2 separate regions of the Homo sapiens genome follow, and region 2 is linked to region 1. A link is a loop called in an ENCODE intact Hi-C map of the cell type or tissue named here. Cell type or tissue: PC-9. All regions are shown on one strand. Links, peaks and the distances in the headings refer to the core of each region. The heading gives the core; the rest is flanking DNA. Region 1 overlaps LOC105373899 (a long non-coding RNA gene). Region 2 overlaps LOC105373899 (a long non-coding RNA gene).

Region 1 (5,392 bases), core at 132-5,131:
CACAGAATTAAACATTCATGTGACCAGGAATATTTTTTAAGAATTTAAAATTTAAAATCAGTAGATGTTGGGGGGTGGTGTAATGACTGGCTGTATAAAAGAATCCTTTCTCTTTTTAACATGAATGACAGACTCGTGACTGTAAGCTCTGTTAGATCACATGGCATGTCCATTTTATTTATGATCATACCTCCAGCAGATAACACAGTTCCAGGTATGGAGTAGGTACTCAAGTTTTTATGAAATAAAATAATAATATTTTAGGTTGGGAAGATCTTTCTATGAAACAAGCTGGCCCCAAATTCAATAGCTTAACAATCATTTATTCTTGCTCATGTTTCTGTAGTCAGCAGAGTCAGCTGATTAAGGCTCCAAAGCTGGGGTTGGCTCCAGGCCATGGCCAGCATTCAGGTGATTGTTGTAAACATATTTCAGGCCTCTGTATTATATTTGCTAATATCCCATTGGCCAAAGTAAGCCCTATGGTAGAGGCTAAAGACAAGGGGCAAGAGGAAACATTTGACAGTAGCGGAAAGAGCTACTAGGTCACATGGCAAAGGATGTGATTGCAGAGAATAGTGAAGAGCTAGGGACAATTATTTAATATACTACTGTCCACACTCTTAGGAACAATTATTCAACTCCCTTCTACATGAAAAATAAACTTACCCCCATCCTAAGATCTCCAAAGTCTTATCTAATCATGGTATCAAATTCGAAGCCCAGGATCTCAATATCTAAAGCAGTCTAGATTTGGTTTATCTTTTTAAAAAAATGTTTTTAATTTAATTAATTAATTTTTATTGATGCAGACTATAATAAATGTACATAGTTTTGGAGGTGCATGAGATAATTTAATACATTCATATAATTTGTAAAGATCAGATAATTTCTTGGGATATTGCAGTTCTTAGGATATCTATCACCTTAAATATTTGTCTTTTCTTTCTGCAATAACCATCAAAATTTTTCTATTCTAGCTATTTTGAAATATACATTATTATCAACAATAGTCACCCTGCTAATCTGTCTAGCACTAGGTCTTATTTTTTTCTACCAAACCATATCTTTGTGCCCATTAATCAACTTCTCTTCATCCCCTTCTACTGCCTATCCTTCCCAGCCTCTTGTAACCACCAGTCTACTCATTCTTCATTAGATCCATTTTTTAGTTCCCACTTGTGAGTGAGAACGTGCGATATTGTCTTTCTGTGCTGGGCTTATTGCACTTAACATAATGATCTCCAGGTCCATCCATGTTCCTACAAATGACAGGATTTCATTCATTTTTATGGTTGAATAATATTCCATTGTGTATATATACCACATTTTATTTATCCATTTGTCCATTGATGGGCACTCAGGTGGATTCCATGTCTTGGCTTTTGTGAACAGTGCTGCAATAAAAATGGAAGTGGAGGTGTCTTTTCAATCTATTGATTTGCTTTCTTTCGTGTATATACCCAGTAGTGGAACTGGTGGATCATACGGTAGTTCTAGTTTTTGTTTCTTGAAGAACCTCCATACTGTTCTCCATAGTGGTTCTACTAACTTAGATTTCCAGGAGCAGTGTACCAGGGTTCCCCTTTCTCCATATCCTCATCAGCATTTGTTATTGCCTGCTTTTTCTGTAAAAGCCATTTTAACTGGGGTGAGAAAAAATATGCTACAATAGTAACCAAATCAGCATGATACTGACATAAAAACAGACACATAGACCAATGAAACAATAGAAAACCCAGATGTAAACCTAGATTTGGGTTCTCTCAATCTAGAGATGTATTTTTTTCACTTTCAAAAAAACTAAACCTTTTTCTGAGATATTTTGATGTATTTCATTACTTATGTATTTATTTACTTAATTTTGAGGTTATGATGGTTAATCTTATTTGTCAGTCTCACTGGGCTACAGAATGCCCACATCTTTTTTCAAACCTTATTTTGGGTGTTTCTTTGAGGGTACTTCATTCTATTTCTCTGGAGAACTCTGACTAATACAGAGATATTTTGTGATACAGTTCTAAGTATTAGTACAGGTAGATCCCATGCACCTTGTCTTAGTCTATTTGTGCTGATGTCACAAAATTCCACAGACTAAGTAAGTCATAAACAGTAAAAATTTATTTCTCATGGTCATGGAGACTGGGAAGTCCTAGATCAAGGCACTGTCTGATAATGGTCCTGGTCTTTGCTTCCAAGATGGTGCCAGTTGCTGCATCCTCCAGGGGGGATGAAAGCTGTGTCCTCACGTGGTGGGAGGAATGGAAGGGCATGGAAGACTCTCTTCAACCTCAAGCTCTGTTAGAGGAGCACTAATCATATTCACAAGAAGGAGCCCTCATGACTTACTCACCCCCCAAAGACCACGTGTCTTAATACTGTTGCATCAGGGATTAAGTTTCAAAATAACTTTTGGAGGAGATACCACCATAGCATATCTCTATTCCGTTTCCTGTAGTGGTAAGGTCTTAAAAGCCTTACCCAACCCATACATCATCCCAACCAGGATATTGACGTTAACACAATCCACTGATCTCATTCAGATTTTCCCCATTTGTCTTGCACTCACTTATGTGTGTGTTTGCACATGTTTAGTTCTACGCAACGTACAAGTTTGAGTCTCTGCCACCACAGTCAAGATACAGAAGAGTTTCATTATCAGAAAGATCAGAGATGTACTTTTGAATGGATGAATAGTGCTTAAAAGAGAAATGAGTTTTGTGGTTAGCTACTTAAGTCTCACCCTTTAACATTGTGGAATTTATCACTGAGAACTTCCTTTCTTCTCAAATCAGGAAATGTGTAATGTGAAGTTAACCTCAATGTGATGTGCCAAGGGCATGTGAAATCACAAGGAGAAAGTGCAGTATTTACTGAGTGAGCAGCTATTCCAGTCAATGGTAAGTGATTTTTTTTTTTTTTTTTTTTGACGGAATCCGGCTCTGTCGCCCAGGCTGGAATGCAGTGGCGCAATCTCGGCTCACTACAACCTCCGCCTCCCGAGTTCAAGTGATTAGTAGCTGGGACTACAGGCATCCGCCACCATGCCCGGGTAATTTTTTTGTACTTTTAATAGAGATGGGGTTTCACCATGTTGGCCAGGATGGTCTCTATCTCTTGACCTCGTGATCCACCCGCCTTGGCCTCCCAAAGTGCTGGCATTACAGGCGTGAGCCACCGCGCCCTGCCGGTAGGTGATTTTAAAATTTACTTTTACATGAGAACGGCATGGGTAGGTCAGGCGCAGTGACTCATGCCTGTAATCCCAGCACTTTGAAAGACCAAGGCAGGAGGATGGATTGAGCCCAGGAGTTTGAGACAAGCATGGCAACATAATGAGACGCCATCTCTACCAAAAATTAAAATAAAAATTAGCCAGGCACAGTGGCTCTCACCTGTAGTCCCAGTTACTCTGGAGACTGAGGTGGAAGGATCACTTGAGCCCAGGAAGTTGGTGGCTGCAGTGAGCCAAGACGGCACCACTGCACCCCAGCCTGGGTGACAGAGTGAGACCCTGTCTCAAGAATAACAAACAGATAAACAAAAAATCCAGCATGAGTGTATTATGGAGTAGAATGCAACATTTCTTTTTATCGAAAACAAGACTTCAAAGATAGGCCCTGCACATTGCAGTCATTTGCGGCCACACTTGTAGATCCTTCAAATTACGGAATCATCTTTACTGTCCTAAGAGGTACTTTGATAAAAACTTTGAGAAACACTTCTAGTTAGCTTTTCATCTGCTATTTTCCACCTCCTTATTCAGGGTATGCCTTAAGGCCAGGGACTTGGCAGTTGCCACTTTGTTATTCCTGGCAGCAGCCAGCACAAGGCACACCACGGGAGAAGCATTCAACTGATGTTGCTTGAATGGCTTTGTGCCTTGCCTATTAGGGATATAGATGATCCTCTATCTAGATCCCTGATAAGAGGGTAGAGAAACCTCAGATTCAGTCTAGACTTTGATCTACATTGCCATGTGGCCTTGTGCAAACTACTGAATGTCTCTGAGTTTCCTTGTCTGAAAAATCCAGAATACCCATTACATGAGGTTATTTTAAGACTTAAAGGAAATACTGTGCCAAGTATTCATCACAATGATACAAAGTAGGTACTCAAGAAATGAGAGCTGTTACGACAGTGATATGGTTTGGGTCTGTGTCCCTACCCAAATCTCATGTCAAATTGTAATCCCAATGTTGGATGTGGGGCCTGGCGGGAGGTGATTAGATCATGGGGGTGGATTTCCCCTTTGATGATGTTCTCACAATACTGTGAGAGTGAGTGAGTTATTGTGAGATCTGATTGCTAACAAGTGTGTGGCGCCTCCCCACTCTCTCTTCCTTCTGCTCTAGCCATGTGAAGGCTCCTGCTCCCACTTTGCCTTCTGCTATGAGTAAAAGTTTCCTGAGGCATCCTTAGAAGCTAAGCAGATGCCAGCATTGTGATTCCTGTACAGCCTGCAGAATCATGAGCCAATTAAGCATATTTTCTTTATAAATTTCCTATTCTCAGGTATTTCTTTATAGCAGTGTAAGAATGGACTAATACATACACTGATGATGATGCTGGGATGTTGATGATATTAGCTTAATCTTAATAACTAACATAAATCATGAAAGAATTGTAAAATTAATTAACAAATAAATGAGGAAAGACATTTTCAAAAATAAATTTTTTCTTGCTCAACATCAAATATCAATTTTACTCCAGCTAGTAAAGAAGATAAAACTGAAGTCTATTCTAAGTCTACTAAGACATCGTAACATAAACAAACAAAATTATCAGTATTCTCTTCCCTGGATCTAAGCACTACATGAAAATCCCAAGTCTTACTCATATTTTCTAAGTTAATGAGGAATCAGATATAATCGATGATGTTATAGAGAAAACACTAAAAATAAAACAAATATATCTTGGAGAAAGCGTTTAAACATAGCTTTGAGAAATAAAAGCCTCTAGCATCATTTTTCTCTGTCAATTTTGGTAAAAGCATTTTAGGAAGATGCTTTTTACAAGACTTATCATTATGGAAGAGTGATAATATGAAAAGATCTTCTCTCAGACCTAGAGCATCTAATGAAAATGTATAATCTTCCATTCTCAGTTCGGCAAGGAGGTCTGGGTGCCACAACCTAAAAAGGGATTTTTTTTTTTTTTTGCCACTTTCTGTATTTATTCAGCCTGACAACATCACATTTTCCATAGCCTGTGATTGGGTGCCACACTGTCCATATTATCACACCTAGGTCAGTCTTTAATCAGAAGTCTTCATTTTCAAAGTGTCTCATGTCTATGAATCCACTGTCACATTAGTGGTGGCTGGATGGTGACTTCAAGGATATCTTTAGGTCCCATAAGTCCTAATAATTTAGAGGCATTTTCCTGAAAT
Region 2 (5,392 bases), core at 135-5,134, 75 kb after region 1:
CCAGTACTTCCTCTTCCTCTTCAAAGAACACCACTAATGTGCTCAGTTCTCCAGAACTAAAGTCTCACTGGCATTTCTGTCTTGTTCCTCTCACTTGTTGCTCCTACCCAGACAATTCTCCCTCCCCAGTGTTTTGCTTTTCTTCTTTTCTTTCAAGTCCTATTGCTGGCGACCTGGTTCAAGACTTTATCAATGCAGGCCTGGACAGTGGGAATAAACTGTTAATAGTTTTGCTTGTTGTCATTGTCTATTCTTCCAACTCATGCTGATGAATGATGGCAATTTATTTTTAATATAAAATTTCAATCCATTACTGTCTTTCTTGAAAGTTTGGAACCTGCTCCCCATTGCCTGAAGGATATAGTTCTTTGAAGTTCTTTCAGTGTCATTCAATGCCATCCCTAATTAGGGCTAACCTATTTTTCAAGCCTTATCTCCCACCACCACATCTGACCTTCTGCTGCAATCAGGTTGTTTTACTGGTTGTCAGAAAAACATCCTTTGTATGTTCCCACCTTTGCACTATTACACTTTGCATCCTCAGCTGGATGTCCCTTTTACATCTCTTACTACATCCTAACTCATATCAAATTCTTCTGTAAAGCCTTTTCTGGGCATCATAGTCTGAAATGTTATTGTTCCCCAAGACTCCTATATCAAGTAATGTTTGTGTAATTAACTCATGAAATAGCTCCTTATATTACACTGAGATTCCTTGCAATATAGTATTAATTCCTGCTCAATTGCCAAATATCTTCTCTGGTGCTACACATCTACTAAAGGCTCCAATAAAAAATAATTTAGAAATTATGTATGTTAATAGAGATAATCTAATACTAGAAGAATTTTGGAATCAAAGACTGCATTTTAAGTCAGAGAAATGAGCTACAAAATTTGGTAGACTTCCCATAGACTATTCTTCAACCAGCAGTCTTTTATGCAAATGAAATGACTGAAAGCTGAATCTTACAACATTTTATTTACTTGCAGAAGCAGAGGAGAATTTAGAAATCAACGTAGCCAACTGCCTAATTTCACAGGAGAAAATAAGTAAAGCTCAGACTACTAAAAGCCATTGGCAAATTCTGAATTTGTATGAAGATCTGAATTTAAGAGTATCCCATATTCTACCTTAAGCCTCTAATCTGGAGGGAAGAAATACTACCGCATCTAACTGATATTTGATGAGTAATCTTAATTTAACTTTAATATTTTTATATACATATTCTGTTTTAAACTTTTGAATGTAATCCTACAGCATTAATCATTTGCAGTCAGTTTGCAGTTTACAATGAATTTACACGTATATTATCTAACGTGATGCTCACAACTACCCTGGGATGTTGGTGTCAACAAGTCTCAAGGCAAAAGTGAGACAGGCTGGGGGAACGTAGACACATCAGATGTAGCTGTCTAGGAATTCCTTGTCTTGACAAATTTGTCTCCTTACAATCCCTTGGTCAATAAATAAATCAAGTGTCTATTTTTCTGGAGATATATAAATATCTTCCCTCAGGGGTTGGAAAGAAAATAGCCATGCCTCGTGACAATTTATGCATGTGAAATGTCAAATCATGGTACTAAGGGCAGGAGAAGAGAGATTGGAGAGTGAGTGCTGGGACTCACTGTAAGCTTCTTAGCAGAGAGGAGAGTTGAACGGGACTGTGGAGTCCCAGCAGGATTTACATAACAATGATGCCAAAATCACACAAGTGCGTTCATTCTTATTTTTATATACAACCTACAGTTTTATGAAGTACAACTATGCATCATCCCACTTAATCTTTTCGAGTTCCTTAACCTTTTAAATGGACAGTTGTCTTGTGGTTTAGAGAACCAGTGTAATCTTTGAGTAAGTATTACCCATTCCCTGGAAATTTTTCTTGGATGCTAGCTCCCTCTATTAAGGTGAAAATTAAATTCTTGAGAAGTAGGGCGTGGGTTGGGGGAGGGAAAAAAAGGGATTCCATTGTGCAATGTAGTTCAGAGTCCCTTGTCTCTACTTTGTCATTCTAATGAGGCAACTGGCTTCTACAGGCAGTAGGTTTAAGCGATGTGGAGTTGAACTGTGCTAATTGTATATTAAACCAGTGTTAAATTACCAAAGTGCTGAGTCAACAATCAGAAATAGGTTCCTCCATTTTTTATCAGCATGAAACTTCTCTTGTCACTGGATAGAAATATCAGTATAAGGTGGCATTCCATGGGTCAATTCCATGACTTGGGTGTTTGTAAAAACTTCAAAAAGTTTATTGCAGAAGTAAGTATCCCTTCTCAAGCTGGAGGAGCTTCAGACTAGTCTGAAAATAGTTATATCCCATTTTTCACATTTGCTAGCTACAGGTTTTAGAACCTCACAATGTCAATGGAGTGTTAAAGAAAAAAAGTAGCAGGCTCTTTTTATTATATCTTAATTTTCCATGCTGAGCTTTTCGTAGAAATTCTATATTATCTTCGACCTTTATACTTCAATCTGACCCACAGGCTCTATGCACTTTCCTCCCCCACATTTCTGGAGCTGCTCCTGTTGACACAGCTATTAAATGACTAACTGGAACCAGTTAGTCATAAAAACTAGGGCTGGTTTCTATGGTTGCAGAATGAAAGATACGTTTTCTATTGTATTTTCAAGCACAATGTGGACAGCCAAGACTATTGGGGAAATGCTAAATCTAGATATAGAGCCAGAAATTGAGAATCAGTTAGGAATCAGAACCAGAAACCTAGACCTGAACAGATATGAGAATGGATTAGGTATCTGGTGGGCAGGCAGCCTGAGCTGGCGTGGATGTTTTGGAACTAACGGTTAGCACAGGGTCCAGCATGGAGAATAAGCTCAGGTACTTGCACTGGTGATGGACACATTAGCCAGGTTTGCAAGTGAGGCCTTGAATGCAAAATGAACACATCTCTGTCAGTTGATCCTTGGAAAATTCTCATGAAAAAGTTGGTTCGTGGTCACAGGAGGAATGAGTGGAAAAGAGAGGACAGACAATGAGCGAGATTACATCACTCACTCAATTTGTGCACGAGAAAAGCATTCTTTACCCTCACTGTAAAGTGGTTTCACTTCCAGCCTAAATTCCACCACATAGGTGTAGATTAATAGTGGTGACCCATCATGTTCAGAGAAACATCAGCTGTCTGGCCAGTCTTCGGTCACTCCATGTCAGGATGTCCCAACCAGTTAGTGGTATTTCCAGAATGCGGTGCCAATGGGAACTTTAAGGATCATACCACTTAGCATGTAGGAACAGTCATTTACCAAACAGGATATCAGTGCTTTGTAAGAGCTAGTGGAACTTCCCAAGTGCCTCACCTAGTTACACTGAAGTGATAGAGTGTCCTGTCCTTCCTTATAATTGATATGTTTAGATTATGATGTGCCCAGGACACCAAAACCCTACCGCCATCACTCCAATCATAGTTCGACTTCATTATTAGCATGGCTTTAAGACAAATGGAAGGAGATGGAATAATTAAGAAACGTTGTTGGACATGTTTAGGATTACTGTAAAATAACTAACAGATTTATATAATCTCAACAGTGTTAGGATTTTTATTACAAAAAAAGAGCAAATCATTTGGAAACAATACTATATAAATATAGAGAATTTTTTTATTATTCCATTTCTCATGCCTCAAATGCACGAAAAATACCCTTTAAGGTCAAACTATTGATTTAAGTTATAATTTAGTTCTAAAACCTCAGGGAGTTGTTTTTCGAGCAAGAAAAATCACAATGTTTCTCATTGCCCTTCTTGGTACACGAGCCAAATGAACTGAACACACACTGTGCACAAAGACTTGTGCTCAGAAGGCCCTTTCCCTCGTCTGGAAGCAAAGAAATAACCATAAATGAGAAAAGTATGACATTCATGGTAAGAAGCAGTACACAGGGCATGACTAAACCATGGTAGTTTCAGGGGATGGAGGCATAGGAAGATAGTTATGGAATGTCTATGCCATGTTGCTGCCATCTATGTGGCACCTAAAACTGATATATACACACTCTGCTTTGGACCACAGAAATGTCAGAGATAAAAAGGTCACAAGCTGTCCTTAACTATGAACAGCTGACCACAGATATGTCTGTTTCTCAGAATGTTGGTGTCCTCCACCAAAGCCTCTTTGTGTTTGTATTTTATGTCTGTCCTCCTGAAGGACCCAAGCACTTATTCTGTTCTCAAAGTGCCGCTGATTCTGTTCTTCACCCCTGCTATTGCAGTATATATGCAGCTATATGCAGTAGCCTGGGTGGCTACTGTCATACTTGGACTTTGTAAGAAAAGGAACTGTTATTTGCTGAGGGCCATCTAGGGAGACTATAGTGCACAGATTAGAGTAAATGGGTTAAAATCAAATGTTTATAGTCAAACTGATTTACTCAAAATCCCTGTTCCTCCATTTCTAACCTAGGGGACTTTGGGCAAGTTGCTTAATGCCTGTGTGTCTCTGCATTCTCATATGTAAAATGAAAACACGAATAGCATCTACCTCACAGGATCACTGTGAATATTGAATGAGGGGCTGCATTTATCAGGCTTAGTCTGGAATACATTGGATGATCATTCAAAAATAGCTATTATTCATTTTCTCTTTGTGAAAAAATGTGCTTGGAAGCCCCAGTCTTCAACCTAGAAATGAACTCACAGAAAATAGACTGTTTGCTGCTCCCATTAACTCATCATTTACATTAGGTATTTCTCCTAATGCTATCCCTCCCCCATCCCCCCACTCCATGATAGGCCCCAGTGTGTGATGTTCCCCACCCTGTGTTCAAGTGTTCTTGTTCAATTCCCATGGCACTGCACACGTATGCATATGTAACAAATCTGCATGTTTTGCACATGTACTGTAGAACTTAAAGTATAATTTAAAAAAGAAAATAGACCATTTTTGGTTGAAGAACAGAAAACCCTGAAAGCTGTATCTGAGAACCTGCATATACAAGCAGACAATGGCCAGATAACATATAAAAATAAAACTCTGACCTACAACCAGCAGCGATACAGCCCAGGAAGGCAACCTATCTACAGAAATGAATCTAAAAAAACAAACTACTATCTGCATCAACCAGCCCGGGAAACTGAACAATAACCCCTGTAGCAATCAGCTCCAAACAGCCAAAACTTAAATAATAATTGACAGCTTCTTTAATTTTTGCCCCAGCTTCCAATTTAGGACCAACTGGAAAAAATTGAATCCATATTCCCACCCAATCACATAAGATGCCCCACTTCTAGTTAGACCATCTACCGCTTCCCCATGCCAACAACCTCCAATCAGGGCACACCTGAAGCCCTCCCTTTTCTCCACTGCAATGCTTTCTCATTCTTCTGCCTGCCTGTGAGTCTCTACCAAATGCAAGTCTTGATGGTTTTCTCTTTGT

What was found. A loop is a pair of places that touch in the nucleus more often than their neighbours do. Peaks named below come from ENCODE experiments on the same cell type or tissue, not always from the same donor. Only the 100,000 strongest peaks of a DNase experiment are listed, where the experiment ranks them.
Region 2: a loop joins it to region 1, with 1.9 times the contacts of the local background. A loop is called at or near these places in 2 of 110 quality-filtered maps.

What each region holds. Positions count from the first base shown.
Region 1 is chr2:221,638,813-221,644,204 of GRCh38, forward strand. LOC105373899 (a long non-coding RNA gene) reads left to right here. Exons shown (of 8, transcript XR_923942.1): 2 at 2,796-2,900. Among named protein-coding and RNA genes, the nearest start is that of EPHA4, 69 kb to the left of the region's middle. In PC-9, for the core only: no CTCF peak of the experiment used is centred there; a DNase peak (open chromatin) is centred at 2,839.
Region 2 is chr2:221,714,075-221,719,466 of GRCh38, forward strand. All of the region lies in intron 5 of LOC105373899 (a long non-coding RNA gene), which reads left to right. Among named protein-coding and RNA genes, the nearest start is that of EPHA4, 140 kb to the left of the region's middle. In PC-9, for the core only: no CTCF peak of the experiment used is centred there; a DNase peak (open chromatin) is centred at 2,547; H3K4me3 peaks cover 634 bases; H3K27ac peaks cover 924 bases.